Linked DNA regions of Homo sapiens: region 2 is linked to region 1. Evidence: chromatin loops called from intact Hi-C (ENCODE). Cell type or tissue: heart left ventricle. All regions are shown on one strand. Links, peaks and the distances in the headings refer to the core of each region. The heading gives the core; the rest is flanking DNA.

The links. Peaks named below come from ENCODE experiments on the same cell type or tissue, not always from the same donor. Only the 100,000 strongest peaks of a DNase experiment are listed, where the experiment ranks them.
Region 2: it touches region 1 in a loop (1.9-fold over the local background); 3 of 110 quality-filtered maps call a loop at or near these places.

The regions. Positions count from the first base shown.
Region 1 is chr15:70,435,599-70,443,932 of GRCh38, reverse strand. No RefSeq gene overlaps it. Among named protein-coding and RNA genes, the nearest start is that of LINC02205, 66 kb to the left of the region's middle. RefSeq lists an enhancer at 7,411-7,460 and a silencer at 8,271-8,334. In heart left ventricle, for the core only: no CTCF peak of the experiment used is centred there; a DNase peak (open chromatin) is centred at 4,922; H3K27ac peaks cover 887 bases; H3K27me3 peaks cover 1,202 bases.
Region 2 is chr15:70,280,646-70,288,979 of GRCh38, reverse strand. No RefSeq gene overlaps it. Among named protein-coding and RNA genes, the nearest start is that of TLE3, 190 kb to the right of the region's middle. In heart left ventricle, for the core only: no CTCF peak of the experiment used is centred there; a DNase peak (open chromatin) is centred at 3,916.

The DNA of each region.
Region 1 (8,334 bases), core at 106-8,105:
AATCACATGCCACACCAGCCCGTTTAGCATAAAAAATTAAATTAATTTTCATGCTCCAACTCCAGATGTGAATGCCTTTATTAATAATTTAAAGCACATTTATTTATGCAGTTTGATATTTTTTCAGGTTCAGGGAAGCAATTAAGTTTTGCTCAAGTTGCTGATCAGCACACAGTATCACCGCTGACTCTTTTTCCCTGTCTACCCCTCCGGAGGTGCTGGGGGAGGGGAAGAGTGCAGGCAGAGACTGGCAGGGACGCCCCTCCTCACCCTCCAGTCTGCCTCCACCCCTGCTTCTGGGAGACAGGTGCTTGCAAAATTGAAGAGAGCACATGTATTTGCTCCAGTCCATCTCAAGAAAGGCCAATTTCTTTCTCCAAATTGCCTTGGAAGATTAAACTGGACCTTCAGAGGTCCTGGCCACTGAAAATTCTTCCTTAGCTAGATCCTTGGGAGACTGTTGTCATCAATAAGTCACTTTTAACTTTTAACTCAGCAAGTGATTTCCCATCTATTAAGGGCTTGGCTACCTGCGGGTGAGAGGAGCTGGCTCGGCTGCTTAGGATCTGGTGAGCTGGGGAAATCTGCTGCAGTGCTATTCATCTCCGTTTCCTTATCTGAGAAAGGAAAGAGTGATTTTACCTGAACAGGGCTGTTGTGAAGATCGAGCCGCAGGATAATATATACAAAAGCCCCTTGTGATCTACCTGCCACCTCCCTGCAGTGGCCTCGCGCTTTCCCCACCTCATGCCTTTGCTTGGGCTGCACCCGCCCCTGTCATGCCGTTCCTTCTCAGCTTCCTAGGCAGCTCCTCCCTGTGCTGTGCAATGAAAATGTTTTACATTCCTCCATGGCTTGGTACTACTCAGAGGGCTTTTGCATAACCTGATATGATTTCATCCTCAGAAACAATATTTTAAACAGGGTTCCCAAGAGGTATGACTCCCTGGGGACAGATTAGAACTCAGACATGTTCTCTGGATCCCTGGTCAACCATACTAACCCAACACATGCACCATCGGGCCCCTGTACGCCAGGACTGTGTGTGATGCCATGGGGCAACAGGGGTGGGGGCCCACCTGGATGACTGGGGCCATCTCTGTCTGCCAGGGCCCTTGGTCTAGGGGGACAAAGAGCCAGTGGCACCCTGCTCTTCTCGGCATGGGCTGCGTGTTGAGAAAGATGCCGAGAAACAGAGCTGGAGTCCGGAATCCAGGATCAAGCCTGGCAGTGAGACCTCGAGCAAGTCTCATCCATGTGGGCTGCAGTTCCCAAAATCAGATCTTCCCACCTGTGTTCACTGACAGAGTAGAACTCAGATCACCCTTAGTCTCCCTCTTCCTCATCCCCACCTCTCAATTTCACCTCCTGGATTTCACGTCTCTGGAACCTATCGCCTGTCCCCCTCTAACTGTTACCTCCTCGCTCTAAGGCACCATCGTCTCTCCTGGGCACCACTCATAGACCCTGACAGATGTCCTGCTGCCGTCTCTGGCAGATTTGCACCCGCGCAGCTGCCGGGCCATCTTCTAAAAGCTCAGGCACGTCGAAGAGCTCCAGGGGCTCCTTGTGGCCTCAGGATCGAGGCCAAATACTTCCCCATGTCCTACAGCCCACTGCACACATGGTGTGGCCCCTGCTGACAGCCCCGGTTCCAAATTCTTCCATCCCTCCTCGCTGCTTCTACTTCTAAGCCCACCCATCCTTTTCCCAGTTTCTAGAACACACCATGTACCTTCCTACAGGCTGCTCCTTCTGTTGTGTCTCCTCCTCCCTCTAACCCTCCCCTTGCCTGTTCAATGCCAGATCGTTGTTCCTTCCTCAGGGACCCTCTGGAATCCAACAGTTCTCCTATCAAACGCTCTTGTGCCACCCTGTCTTGTCTTCCACAGCCCCTGCCCAGTCTGGGATTCCATACTGACTTCTGTGATGGTGGGCCGGATGGTTGTGTTCTCACTGGAGTGTCAGACTGCTGCTGCTTCTTGTTTTTGAGACAGAGTCTTACTCTGTCATCCAGACTGGAGTGCAGTGGCATGATCATAGCTCATGGCAGCCTCCACCTCCCCAGGCTCAGGTGATCCTCCCACCTTGGTCTCCTGGGTAGCTGGGACTACAGGCACGTACCACCATGCCCAGCTAATATGTTTGTAATTTCTGTAGAGAAGGGTTTTCGTCATGTTGCCCAGGCTGGTCTCAAACTCCTGGGTTCAAGTGGTCCTCCTGCCTCGGCCTCCCAAATTGCTGGGATTACAGGTATGAGCTGTTGTGCCCAGCTATGGAATGCCAGGCTTCTGCCTGCCTCATTGTATGCCCAGCACCTCACCGAGAGAGTGGCACACAGCAGATGCCAAATGCATATACACAGCTGGATGGAGAGCACTGCCCATGAAGAAATGACAACTCTGAATGCCTTCCTATGAGATGGCTCCATCAGCTGGACTGTCTCTGGCATACCTCGGTGAGTGCTTTCAGCCATGGCTGCACATCATGGCCATTTATAGCAGGGGTAGGAGCAGGGAGGCTGTCACAGGTTAGGGGCTATGCGGGCTGGGAACAGGAGAAATGGCTACAGCCCCATCTTGAGCATGGGAGGCAGTGTGTTTTGGAAACAGCATTGGACCGGATGGGAGTCAGGAGAACTGGAGTTTGCTTTGGCTCCTACGCCTTTGAGCAGCCTCTCTTACCCTCAGTTTTGTCATGTCACACTGGGGAGAATCTCTACTTTCCACAGTCAGTATGGAAGTTCCATACAACATCACACTCCAAAGGGCTTGGCCTGGCGTTTCTTTCCTTCCCTGTCTTCCTGGCCCCCTCCTCTTCCCCTCCTGTGATTGCTACCCAGGTGAAGTGAGGGGACCTGTGAGGCCCTACGCAGGGCAAGACAGCCGGGGACAGGCTGGAAAGCTCACTTTGCTTTTGCCACCTTCTTGACACTCTTCACTGTGAGAGATGATCTTACTGATGTATTCATTTCCTTGCCTCCCCCAAGTAGGATATCAACTCTGAGAGCAGGGAGCTTACTCTGCTTAGTCACCTCTATCTCCAGCACAACCGGAGTCTCTAGCTTGCCCTGGGCTCTCAATACCTGCTTTGAAGATGGAAGTGAGAGAGAGGCAACAAGGAGCCCTGGACACATGGAGGGTGGGGGATAAAGAAAGAAGAGTATGGGAGCTGGGACTGCCCCAGGCTGAGAAGGGTCCCAGGGCCATGCCCAAGGCAGGCCTGATATTAACTGTGGAGAACGATGGGGGTCCCCAGAGGCTGGGAGAAGCGATAACTCACAGAGCTGCCTCATGCAACTGGAGTCTGGACAATGGCGGCAGCACGTGCAGGGTCTGGTGAAAATAGGGGCTTTGGAACAGGCAAGCCCGGATGGCCCGGATTCCAGCTCTTGCTGTTGCCCTCTGGGTGCCTTTAGGTGAGCCGGCCAGCCTCTGAGCTTGAATTTCCTCCTAGGAGGGATAAGAGAACTAAAATTGGTTTGGTTCATCTGTGATCCCTGTCCCCCTCCCTTCTAGAAAAGCCCTCTGAGGGAAGAGCCATGTGCAGGGTGGGGTGGCCTGGTTTCTAAAGCAGGCAAACCTGTTTTTACTGGGCCAATTTTGGGGTGGTTGCCTAATGGGTCTTAAAGCAATTTCTGATGGACCTTTAAAGCTTACTGGGAGGAAAGGAGATGGAGGGCTTATTCCTGTGGGAGAGATGAGATGGGCAACAGTGGGGGCCTGGAGAGGCTTGGTGGGAGGAGCGTGGAGAAGGCGTGCGAGGTGGGGGGCAGGGGGAGCCAGAGCCTCCTAGCCTGTCCCTTGAGCTGGGTCCCCACTGGGGCTGTGTGCCAGGGGAAGGCTGGCCCGAAATCTGGGTCCCAGGCTGGCTCCCCACTGGGGGTTGGTTACATCAGCCTGCCTGACCCCACCCGCCCTGGACCTCATATGAATGGGAACCCCACCCAGGCTTCCCAAACTAAACCCCCTGTCCTAAGTGGACATCCCCACAAGATACTCTAGACACTGGGGAGCCTGGGGAACACTGGGGTCCAGGGCACCTCCAGCTAGGCTAGGAGTAGATGGGCCCCGCCATTAACAGGTGAAATATGGGGTGTTGAGCAAGTGGATGGGTGACACCTACTTCCTAGATGTCTTGGTCAGTTCAGGCTGCTGTAAAGGAATAACACAAACCAGAGGGCTTAGATGACAACTTATTTCTCGAAGCTCTGGAGGCTGGAGATGAGGGTGCCAGCATGGCTGGGCTCTGGTGAGGGTCCTCTTCCTGCCCGTGTCCTCACGTGGCTTTCCCTGGTCTGTGCAGGCAGAGAGTGCACCCTTATCTCTTTCTCTTCTTCTAAGGACACTGATCCTATCATGTGGGCTCCACCCTCACGACCTCATCTGAACCCAGCTACTTCCTGGAGCCCTTGCCTCCTAACGCCATCCCATTGGGGGTTAGGGTTTCAACATAGGAATTTGGGGAAGACGTGAACGCGCAGTCCAGAACACTGGGTTTATTGAGAGTGTGGTGTTCAGTAGCTTGTGGCTGTCATCCAGAAAGTTCTGTGCTCTCGAGGACTGAGTGACCTTGGGCAGGACATGCCACCTCACTGAGCCTCTTCTGAAAAATGGGGGCAATGGTATAGTATCTACCTTGTAGAGTTATCAAGAAAGAAATGAGACCAAATTATAAAGTGTTTAATGGGCAGAAAAACCCAGGAAAAAATAGTTCTCTGATCCCCGACTTTCTCCCCAGCCCCCCAAAGGCTGTGGGGTGAGGGGCAGGGCAGCTTGAGCCCCTTCTGTGTCTTGGCTCCTTTCCCCCGAGGGCTGGCTCTGCAGACTCAGGCGCCCACAGGCCCTCTGCCTGCCTCGCCCGCCTGGAATAGCAGCCGCCAAAGTGTTGACGTGCCTCTGACATCCCTCCACTCAAGGAACCGCCAACTGATGGTGGCTGGGGACATGTGCTGAGCTTCCCTCTCATCGCATGACTGTCACACAGTGGCAGGCACGCAGAGAGCTCCCAGCCAGCTGGGTGGGCTCCAGGGAGCAGTCCCTCCCTCTGACAGGGCGAGAGACTGGTTTGCACAGGGCCTGAGCCAGGGAAGCTGGGGCTCCCCAAGCTTTGGCCTGTGCAGACCAGCTGGGTGAGTTAAACCTCTGCAAGCGCCCAGTCTTGCCCTGCATTCTTATGTGGGGCACACAGCTCGAAATACCTAGGAACAGAAGGTGACAGGGCTGAAGTGGGGAGAGGGTGTCACTAAGCCCATAAAGTTCGATAAGTGCCTCATTGTCCATATGGAGAAACCGAGGCCCAGAGAGAAGCGTTTTGTCCAAGGTTGCACAGTGCAAAGGCCAGGCCAGAACTCAGATTTATTTCTTCAACAAATGTGATTCAGAATGACCTGCAGACTGGGCATTTTCTGGGACTAAGGATGTCAGAACCCCAGTTTCTGGGGTCTGCCTCTGAAGGATACTGTTCCAGATCTCTCATACGGCTTTGGGGCCACATGTAGGTATGGGTTCTGAGGGCCACACGATTTTGTGATGTGAGTGGCTTGGACTCATGGTTGTATTAGTTCTCTGAAGGGCTCCCAGCCCCCTAATTCCACCCCGGCCATGCACAGACCGGGCCTGCTGCAGGTTGAAGCTGTAAATCTGTGGATTCAGGGATCCGGTCTGAGCTTTGCCAGGGCCTGCCTCTTGTGCTCATTTGTCACTTGCAATCTCTCTTGAAAAGCACAGACAGTGCCTGAGGGAACTGGATGGGCCCCTCTGACACCACCAGTAAGCTGATGATCAATGCTGCTCGGGATGGTTTAGCAAACCACTTTGCATTTTCCAAGACCTGAACTCCTTGGCTCATTTACTGAGTCACTTAAGCCTCTCTATTGTGTAAGATTTAGGGATTTGGGATGGCCTGGGGCCATTTTACATCTCCATCATTCCTGTTAAGCCCTGCTTGTTCCCTCTCCAACAGGTGGGGCCCAAGGTCTCCAGGAGGCCTGAAGGAAATCTGCACTGCAGCAGCTCTTATAGCCCCAGCCCAGGGCCATGGGCTGGCTGGCTCCCATAGCGGGGCAATGACAGTGGAGTCCTGGATTGCCCTTTTGCTTGCAAAAGCTAATTTTCTAGAACTGAGCACAGCACTGTGCTAGCAGCATGAGGGATGGAGTTTGGAGCGAAATAAGACAGGCCTCCCTGAATTAATTCTGAGTCAATTTTTGAGATGGACCCCTACCCAAACTGAAGGTGTGCTGGTAAATGTTTAACAACTAACTTCCCTAAGGAAAAAAAAATTGTAGCATTTGTCATTTCCCATGGTATAAATATTCTCTCCATGGCCGATTCCAAGACACCAATATGACATCTTGGGAAGAGATGCACAGGCTCAGGTCTCAAGAGTGGAAAAAAGCCACCGGCTCCAGCATGCCACTGACCCAAACTCACCACAATGCAAAATGCACAAAAATCTGGCCTCTAGATAGGGGAGCAATATCTCCTGACTGAGCTTCCTGGAGAAGCTGCAAGGAGCAAGGTATTTTTGGTTTGGTCCTTGAGGAAGGCACAGGGTTTCCACTGACGGAGCAGTGGAGGGAGGTTCTCCAGCAGGAGAGAGCGCCGGAACCAAGGCGGGAAGCACAGAAACATCTGCATGTTTGAGGACCAAAGTCCTCCGGCAGGAACACAGAGGCCACATGACAGAAGGGCTTATAAACTGCCATAGAGTTTGTCCTTCATCCGGTCTGTGGTGGGGAAGCCAATGATGCACCTTAAGCAGGTGAATGACACTGTGAGATTAGTTTCATTTCTTTTGAATACTGACATCATTTTTTAAAAGATACTATTTTTTCTAAAAAATTCTGTATGTTCATTACAAAAACAAATCAAACCATGCATCAAAGTACACAAAGATGCCTTTTCAACAGGTAAACATCTTCCCAAACTTCCTCTATGTATACACACAGACAAAAAGTTAGAAGGATATAGTAGAAATAAAATAAAATAAATGAAGATTTAAAAAGAGGAAAAAAGACAGAGAAATAAGAATTAACTAGTCTACCTTCTTTCACTGGGTATAGTCAAGGCTGTTTGCAATGCTTGGAACTCTGGCAACTGTCTTGTAACCATGAGGAAAACTAGTCTGAGGCAGCCGACAGACTGAGGGTAGCAGAGCAGGAAGATGGAGATAATCTGAGTTTTGGTGATGTAAGGTAGCTGCTGGCCTTCACATACAGACCACCATGTGATAACTCTGGTTGTCACATGTATGCTTTTCCTGCCTACCTAGACTCTAAATTCTCAAGACTCAAAACTGAGTAATAATGAAGCCAGTCTGTGGGATGTAAGGGCAAGAGCGTGGGCTTTGGAGTTGAACAAAGCTGCCTTTGCATTACAGCTCTGTGAGGGGGAGTTACCTAATCCCTTGATGCCTCATTTTTTTAAATCTCTGAAATGGCAATAATAAACCCGCTTCCAGAGAGGTGGTAAGCATTGCATTAGATTGCATATGTAAGGTTTCTACCACAATGCCTAGGACAGGAGGGACTCAGAAAATGATATATACATGATTATATATGAATGAATCTGAGAAAATATGAAGTATGCCACTGAGTGAAAACACAACATGGTACTTTTATTTCTTCAGTCTTTTTAGCACAAACTAGACAGACTATGAGAAGCAGAGTTCTATCTCTGAAACTTATGGGCAGATTAATTTGGGGCAAGTTCTTTTACTTCTCTAAGTTTCAGTTTCTTCAGCTGTTAAACTGAGACAAGAATATTTGAAGATTAAATAAGGCCATGCCCAAAGCACTTGCAACATGGTAGGCTCTCAATAGACACTAGTTTCCTTCTTCATGCTCTGCCCCTCCACAACACACAAGACACAGACGTGTGTTCCATAAACACGTGCTCTCTCTCTCTCACACACACACATACCTAGAACACACCCACACAAATGGACATGCACAGACACATGGACCCACACATGTGCAGACACACAGATACACAACTTTCTCAGCCCCAGAATCTTCCAGGAGGTTTTAGAAGTAGCTGTTGCTGTGTCTGTCTGCAAGACCTGTTTACAAGGCAATTATGAACTCTTTTCGCCAAATGTAGGATCTTCAAACAATGAGCACTGTTGCTTAAAGGAAGACTATTCCTGGGGGAAAATACTTTAAATGTAATTATGTCTTAGCTGCACATCTAGTAAATAACTAGACATGCACTGCTTTGAATATAAAATGTCACATTTTTGCAGATGGGACAGACAAATTTTGGCAGTCAGAGGAAGTCAGGAGAGAGAAATGAAAGAAGAAACCACATACTTCCTTTTTATTTACCTGAT
Region 2 (8,334 bases), core at 178-8,177, 160 kb after region 1:
TCTGGAGGATCAGGGGCCTTTGACAACCTTGCCAGCCCTCAACTACAATGCCTGCCCTAGTCTGTTGAAAAGTCACAGGAAAGAAAAGTTAGTCATGGAGACACTGCCTGGGGGTCTGGATTCAGACTCACTGGAATATATTTTCTTCCTTTATCACAATATCGTGATTTGGAAATAATAATAACTGCTACATGCTTTACCTGTAGTAACTCATTTAATCCTCACTACATAATTCTGTGAGGTAGGAGCTGTTATTATTCCCATTTTACAGATGAGAAAACTGAGGCACAGCTCATGCTTATACAGAATTTGGAAACTCAACAGGATGTGTAAAAGACAAAAGCTGTTCCTCAGCTCCCATCCTGGTAAAAACCACCCATTCATTCATTCATTCATTCCATAATCCCTACTTTCAGGCACTATGCTGGGTGCTGACATTACAGTAAGGCACATAGGCCTGGAAACCAATTATTGTGAACTGTATGACAAATGACACATGAGAAATGATATATGAAAAATACGGGCTCCAGGAGCCCGGAGGTGTCTGGGGAAGTCTGGGAAGACTTTCTGGAGGAGGTGACACCTGGCAGAAATGGGGCATATCCCAAGGTGAGAACGGCAGATATAAAGGCCTAGGGAAGGTATGAGAGTCATGTCACATGTTCAAGGCATCAGGAAGTAGAGTATTGAAGGGATGGCAGGGCGGGGGCAATGGGGCTAGGTTTGGGATTGTATTAGCCAAGGTGAACGTTGGAATTGTATCACAGCAATAGGCCTTGAAGAAGGTGAATGTGGGGCTGGCTGTTTTAGATTTTTTTTAAAAGAAATTTTAATAGGTTCAAGATTCAAAATGCATAAAAAATATACAGTGAAAAGTTTCCTTCAACCCTATCCTGCCACCCAGGTCCCCTCTTCATGGTCAACTAATCTCTAGTTTCTTATAAGTCCTTCCAGAGCTTTTTCATTTTACTCTTACATATACTAAGCTCTTTCTCTCTCTCTCTCTTTATATTTTTTAACCCCAAGGATAGCCCATTCTTTATGCATCTCTGCACATTGCTTTTTATTTCACTTTAAGAACATATGCTGGTGATTGTTTCTATTTTTGCATGGCGGTGTCATGCTGCATGGTAAAGAGCCGTACTTTATCTAACCTGCCCCTATTGATGGACATTTTTGTTTCTTGCTAATTTTTTGCTCTTACAATAAGTGTTACAATAAATAATCTTGTACCTATGTAGTATCCTCATTGTGCAAATACACCCACAGAAAAAGAAATTCTAGACATGGAGCCATGAGGGTCAAGGATATATGCAATTTTATTTGCATTTTAAAAAATTTGATTTGAAATTTAACTTGCAAAAAGAAGAGTGTACAGCCAAATAAATTTGATACATGTGATACACAGGCTGTGTATATACCTGTGCAATCACCACCCACATGAAGGTGTAGGTTACCATAGAATGTTTCCAGCCCCATCTCATGGCTTGTCTTGGTGGATATCCAGGACAATTTATTTGTACCAAGGCAATTTATTAGTCTGACCTCTACCACCAGGATTGGTTTTGCCTGTTTCTGAATTTTGTATAAATGGAATCATAAAGAATTGATGTACTCTTTGTATCTGGTTTCTCTTGTTCAAGATGACATCTGTGGGCTGGGCACGGTGGCTCATGTCTGTAATCTCAGCACTTTGGGAGGCCGAGGCAGGCAGATCACTTGAGGTCAGGAGTTCGAGCCCAGCCTGGGCAACATGGTGAAACCCCATCTGTACCAAAAAATACAAAAATTAGTGGGGTATAGTGGTGGACAGCTATAATCCCAGCTACTCGGGAGGCTGAGGCAAGAGAATCTCCTGAACCCGGGAGGTGGAGGTTGCAGTGAGCTGAGATTGCGCCATTGCCCTCCACCAGCCTGGGTGACAGACAGAGTGACACCCTGTATCCAAAACAAAAAAAAAAGATGTCATTAGTGAAATTCACCCCATGTCCCATGTCGTGTTTAGCAGTAGCTTCCCCCCCCCCCGCCCATTGCTGGCTGGTGTTTCATTGTATGACTATATTACAACTTATTTATTCATTCAACCCTTGATGGACATTTGGGTTGCTCCCAGTTTTAGGCTATTGTAAATAATGCTGCCATATACATTCTTTGGGGGAGCACTAATTAAAGCTCATTTCCATTAGTTATATCTGGGAGTAGCATTGGTGTGTACATATTACATTTTTGATGAATGTTACCAAGTGCCCTCTGTAGAGGCTGGTGCAATGTGAAGAAGTGCCTTTTCCCTTGTTCTGCATGTGAAGTGCTCAGCTTAGCACAGTGCCTGGGACAGCGTCGACACTTCAGAAAACCATGCAGCCCTCAGCTCCAGAAGTGGTAAGAATGCCTTATGAGCCCTAAAGCCCCACTCTGAGCAGGAGATTGTGATTCTGCCAACGTGTCCCACTAGAAGGATCAGGTGAGAGTGAGGAGGAGTCAATGAACTCATTTCCACCCCCAGAGAAGTATCCTTAATGAATAATAATAACTCCTTTGTTTATGTAGCTCTCTGGCCTTTCTAAAGCACTTTGACATGCACCAGTGGTGCTCAGCCAGGGCTCACATTAGGATCCTCTGGGGAGCTTTCCAGAAAAACCAATGCCAGGGCCCCACCCCCACAATTCTTATTTAATTAGGCTGGGGTGGGGCCCAAGCACCAGTGTTTTCTAAGCCTCCCAGATAATTCTGGTGTGAAGCCAGAGCCAGGAGTCACCGACTGCCTCATCTTCTGTCATCCGCATGGCAACTGCTTGCAATGGGAGAAGTGATATGAGGCTGGTGTACAGAAAGAGAGAAAGGGTTCTAAAATAGTGTTTATAGTCTAACAATAATGTTCTGCTTTGTGCCAGGAATAGTGCTGAAGCTTTCTAGTCCTCATTTCCATTAATACCGTATGAGAAAGGCATTGTGATGATCATTCCCACATTACAAATAAGGAACCGGGCTGAGCGGGTGGGGTCCCCAGCCAAGGCCACCCAGCTGGTAAGTGGCAGCACTGGGTCCAGAACACTGGCTGCCTCTGAAGAGTCAGCACCCACACTTAAGCCTGCCTCCAGGTCCTAATCCCCCATTTTGCCCAGAAAAAAGACTAGAAGGAAATACAACAAAATGGTATCAGTGGATCTCTTTGGTTGATGTGATTGTGGGTGGTGTTTACTTCTATATGCTTTTCTGCATTTTTCAAATTTTTACCAGTGATCATGTATTTGCCTATAATCACAAGCCAATGAAAGTCCTTTCAAGTTGTTGAAATAAATAACAGAATCATTTTCTGAAGGAGCCAGTTAAGTCCCAGAGTGTCCAAAACAGGTGATGACAGAATAAGGGCCACAGCTATTTCCTGAGTCCCAATGCAACACTTGAGACCTCTCAGGAGGAGAGATAGGTGTGATCTTTACTTACAGGAAGGGGCTTTGGAAAGGCATGAGAAAATGTCCCCAAGCAAAAATTGCTGTAGTGTCTTCATTTGACTGTATATGTTCTTGTAGAATAGCCAGAATATAAAGAAAATAAAAATAAAACAAAATAACCTAACATCTCACCACCCAGATGTAAACAGTGGGAAAATGGGGAGGACTACTCTTTCAGATAAGTCCTTGTCCATCAATATTCATATAGATCTGGATAAGCATAGTTTCCCATCCACAGATCATGCTGTAAGCATGCAGTCTGCAACCTTCTTTTTAAACTCAGTAATGTGTAATGTGCATGTTCATGAATAGAGCTACATGTCAGTCCTGGAATGGCTGCATACACACACACACACACACACACACACTATTTGCAAGTGAGATGTGGTGGCAAAACCCTCTTGAGCAGAACCAAGCAGAGCTACCTGATGAGGTCATGCAGCCAACAGCCAAGGTCAGGTGCTGCCTGCCAGCTTGGGCTCTAGGCCCACAGTTTGCTCTTAACAAATGCCTGTGGGCAATGACAACACACACACACACATGCACACACACACGCACCAGACAATCTCATTCTCCCTCCATGCAAGGTGCTTGGGTGGTAATGGAATCTGCATGTCCAGAGGCAGGCATAATTGAATAGCTGAGGGCATTAAGTCCTTGATTAAACTGGTTGTTCATTTGAAGGGACAATTAACCCAGCTAATATTCCAGGCCAGCCCAGCAGGTCCGTCCCCATCAAAGGACATATTGAGCGAATATTGAAGTGACTGCATTACCTTTATGGAGGAGAGTAGGGCTCCAAGGTCCTTACCTAAGGCCTGCAGCCCAGGTCAAGCTGGGGCCGCAGACACTTCAAAGCAGGGAGACTCCTGGAGTCCAGCCATCCTGGCATGGGGTTACGAGACCTTGAGTTTGTGAATGAAAGAGGAAGTTTCCTCTGGGGAAGGTTTTTCTCACGGATGAGTGGCCTACCCCTGTGCTTGTCTGTTTCACATCTACATGTGATGCGTGGAGCCTGGATGATGTTTCAGCAGCCATCTCGTGACCCAAGTGTGGATCTCGCTGGCTCAGTCCTACCTCTGGGCCTTTTGTTCTCTCACAGTTTTCTTATTACTTTATTTTTATTTTATTATTATTATTTTTTGAGAGAGAGTCTAACTTTGTCATCCAGGCTGGAGTGCAGTGGTGCAATCTGAGCCCACTGCAACCTCCGCCTCACAGGTTCAAGTGATTCTCCTGCCTAAGCCTCCCAAGTAGCTGGGAATACAGGCGCCCACCACCATGCCTGGCTAATTTTATTTTTTTGTATTTTTAGTAGAGATGGGGTTTCACCATGTTGGTCAGGCTAGGCTCGAACTCCTGACCTCAAGTGGTCCACCTGCCTTGGCCTCCCAAAGTGCTGGGACTACAGGCGTGAGCCACCGTGCCCGGCCAAGCTTTCTTATTACTCAAGCCAGTTGGGTAGGGGTTCCCCGTTTCATGCAGGAGAAAGCATCCTGACTGATAAGATGGGTCCTTTTCATTTCCTGGCACCTTTCCTGGAGAGTTGGAAGTGAGAAAAAGAGGAGACAGGGAAGGATCTTCCTCTCTTTCTCTCCTAATACCTGATGTCAGCCACAGGGAAGGTGGCTAGACACATATATCCTAGAGCACATATATCCCCATTGTCTGAATTCTAGAAGGTTGAATCCAGTAGCTGTACTTGTTCTGGCCCTGGGTATCTGACAACGGAGGTGACTGTGCTGGGTGCAGAGCAGGGAAACACAGCCAGGGCTTGGCCCCCATGAGCTACCTAGGTCAGGCAGGGCCACAGTAATGACTGACCATCTGCCAGGCATGGCCAGGGATCCCAACAGGCTGGAGAGACCAGGAGTGGGCAGAAATGGGCAGGAGTGGAAGCAGATGGTGCCATGGTGGACAAACCCAGGTCCTGCAGGAGCAGATAGAAATAAGTCCAATGATGGAAGCATAGCTTCATCTAGGTACTGTGCTCTGGGCTTTGCATGGGTTGCTAACATCATCTTTATCACATGTATGAGGTAGATACCGCTACCCATTTACAGATGAGAGAACTGAGACTCACAGGGGTTAAGTGGTTTGTTCAGAGGCACAAATTTAGGAACACGGAGGCAAGATTAAAGTTTAAGATTGTACAGCTCCAAAGTCTGTAACCATTCTTTGTCAATTTATGCAGGCATGCCTCCATCCATCCACCCATTCATCCATTCATCCATCCATTTATTCATCCATCTATCCATCCATCCATCCATCCATCCATCCATCCATCCATCCATCCATTTACCCATTCATCCATTTATCAATCCATCCATGCATCCATCCATCCATCCATATATCCATCCATTTATCCATCCATCCACCCATTCATCTATTCATCCATCCATTGATTCATCCATCCATCCATCCATCCATCCATCCATCCATCCATCCATTTACCCATTCATCCATTTATCAATCCATCCATGCATCCATCCATCCATCCATATATCCATCCATTTATCCATCCATCCACCCATTCATCCATTCATCCATCCATTGATTCATCCATCCATCCATCCATCCATCCATTTATTCATCCATCCATCCACCCATCCATTTACCCATTCATCCATTTATCAATCCATCCATGCATCCATATATCCATCCATTTATCCATCTATCCACCCATTCATCCATTCATCCATTTATCCATCTATCCATCTATCTATCCATCCATCCATCCATCCATCCAATCAGCCAGGGTCCATTCTCCCATTTATTCTACAAATATAATCTGATCATTTGTTCTGTGGCAGGCACCATATGCCAGGTGCCAGGAATAGAGCAATGATGGCCATGGTCACTGCCTTCTCAGTGTGCTGAGTGGACATTGCAGGCCCCCTTGGATAAAGGCAGGTAATTGCATTCTGGCTGAGGGTCATGCTTCTTGCACCACCCCAAAAGGATTTGTGAGGACATACCCTGAATTCTGAAGCCCTTTGGAATGTTCTGAGCCTGTGCTGGGTTGGAGTCTCGCCTCTGTACATCTATTGTATGTGTGACCTTCAGAAAAACACACTTTTTCTCTCTGGGGCCTCGATTTTCTCATCTTCAGAGGTGGAATAAAAATGTCTTATGTAATCTTCACAGGGGTGTTGGGAGCATAAAGAAAAATACTTTTCTTAAAGAGCTTTGTAAACTCTAATGTTCCGGGCATATATCAAGTTGCGAGTCCATTTGTCACATCTTTGAGGAAGTGATCTTCTGCTTTTGTTGTGATCAGTGAGCCTCAGATAAGAACAACTTCTACAAGCTTCATTGTCATGGGTGATAGGTTTGCTCTGGAACCCTAGAGACTCATGTGTGCCTGTGTAATAAGCCTCCCCATGGTAACAGAAGTGAGGCTGAGACCCAGGAAAGTTAAGTGGCAGCTGAGGTTGCAAGTGGCTTAGAAGCCAATGCTTAGGCCTCTGGTCCAGGGCCAGTCCCTGACACTATTGGCTGCCAGCTGTGCCAGGAGAGAGGCTGAAGTTGGGTCAGACATTCTGACATTCTCTGGGGTTCTGCTGCTGCCGTGTTCAGTAGAAGGTCATCAGAGATGAATACGGTTTCTTCTAGATGTGAAGGAGAGCCAGAGTGACTCCCTAGTGACTCATAAACAGAGCAGCTTGTCAGGGCTGCAGCAAAGATGTTTCTGCTGCTCGACTCATAGCAAAAGGGGCACCCTGTCCCTGGGGTCTGAAGAAGCAAAGCCTGTGCCCTTCACCTCCTGTGAGATTCCTTTTCTGTTAACTTTTCCTCCCATGAGATGCCACGTGAGTGGTTACTTTCCAGGAGACTGTCTTGGGAGGCCTCTGCACCTTCCTGCTACAGAATTGCTCTTGGCCTTGGAGGAGATGTTAACAGTGGGCTTTGCAGAAAGCAGCAACACCTTTTAACCTTCCACCTGCTTTGAGTTCTACATGTCTGTTTGTTCAGGCAGCCCCTTTGGCTTGAAGACCCTTGGCTGCTCCTCTCTGAACAGTAGGTGATGGAGGAAGGCCCTGATTCTGCCCTGTATCACCTGCTGATGTCACCCCAGATCCTCAGCATCTCACCTGTTGATTTTCTAGAAAATGAAGCGTGGCGGTCAGGGTGGGAGGGGAAGAAGGTGAGAATTAAGAATAGATTGTTTTAAATCTTAGGACTTAGAGTTTAAAATATAGAGCCCCAAATTATTGTTCCCCATCTTCCTATAAAATAAAGTCTCTCTTATTCTCTCTCCCTCTCTCACACACACACACCTTTCTATATTTGTAGGCAATAAGGAGCCTTGGAGTGTGTGTATAGGAGGCCCACAGTGTGTGATGGAAGCATACGTGTGTGTGTCTTGGCACACATGTATCTGCATGGGTGTGTGTGTGTGTACGTTTCTCTGTGTAAGCTGGTGTGGATAAATGTGTGTTCACGCAGATGAATGTCTGTCAGTATATGTGAGAGTATCCCTGTGGGCGAAGGGGCTATCTTTAGTCCCTGTTGCCCTGTTGGGGGTGCATGTCAGCAGATCCCCTAGTGGGCAGGAGGCGGGCCTGCTTGGGCTCTAGAACCTTAGCCAGGCACACAGAGGAGCCTGGCCATCTCAGTCGATGAGGAGGTTGAAGCAATTTCAAATTCCTGGAAGAGGAGCTTCCTGTTTTTACAGAATCTATAGACTCCTGGGCTGAGAAACTTTATATTTAAAGATTGAAAATACCAATTTTATAATAAGGTAAAGGTGGGTTTTCATTTATCTCTATTAAAGGCAATTACAAATGATTTCTTGATTAAGAGAAATAGAAAAGACGATCACCCTCCGAAACCTCACATCACGATGATTCATTTGATGTTAAGGTTTAGGGTATCCTCA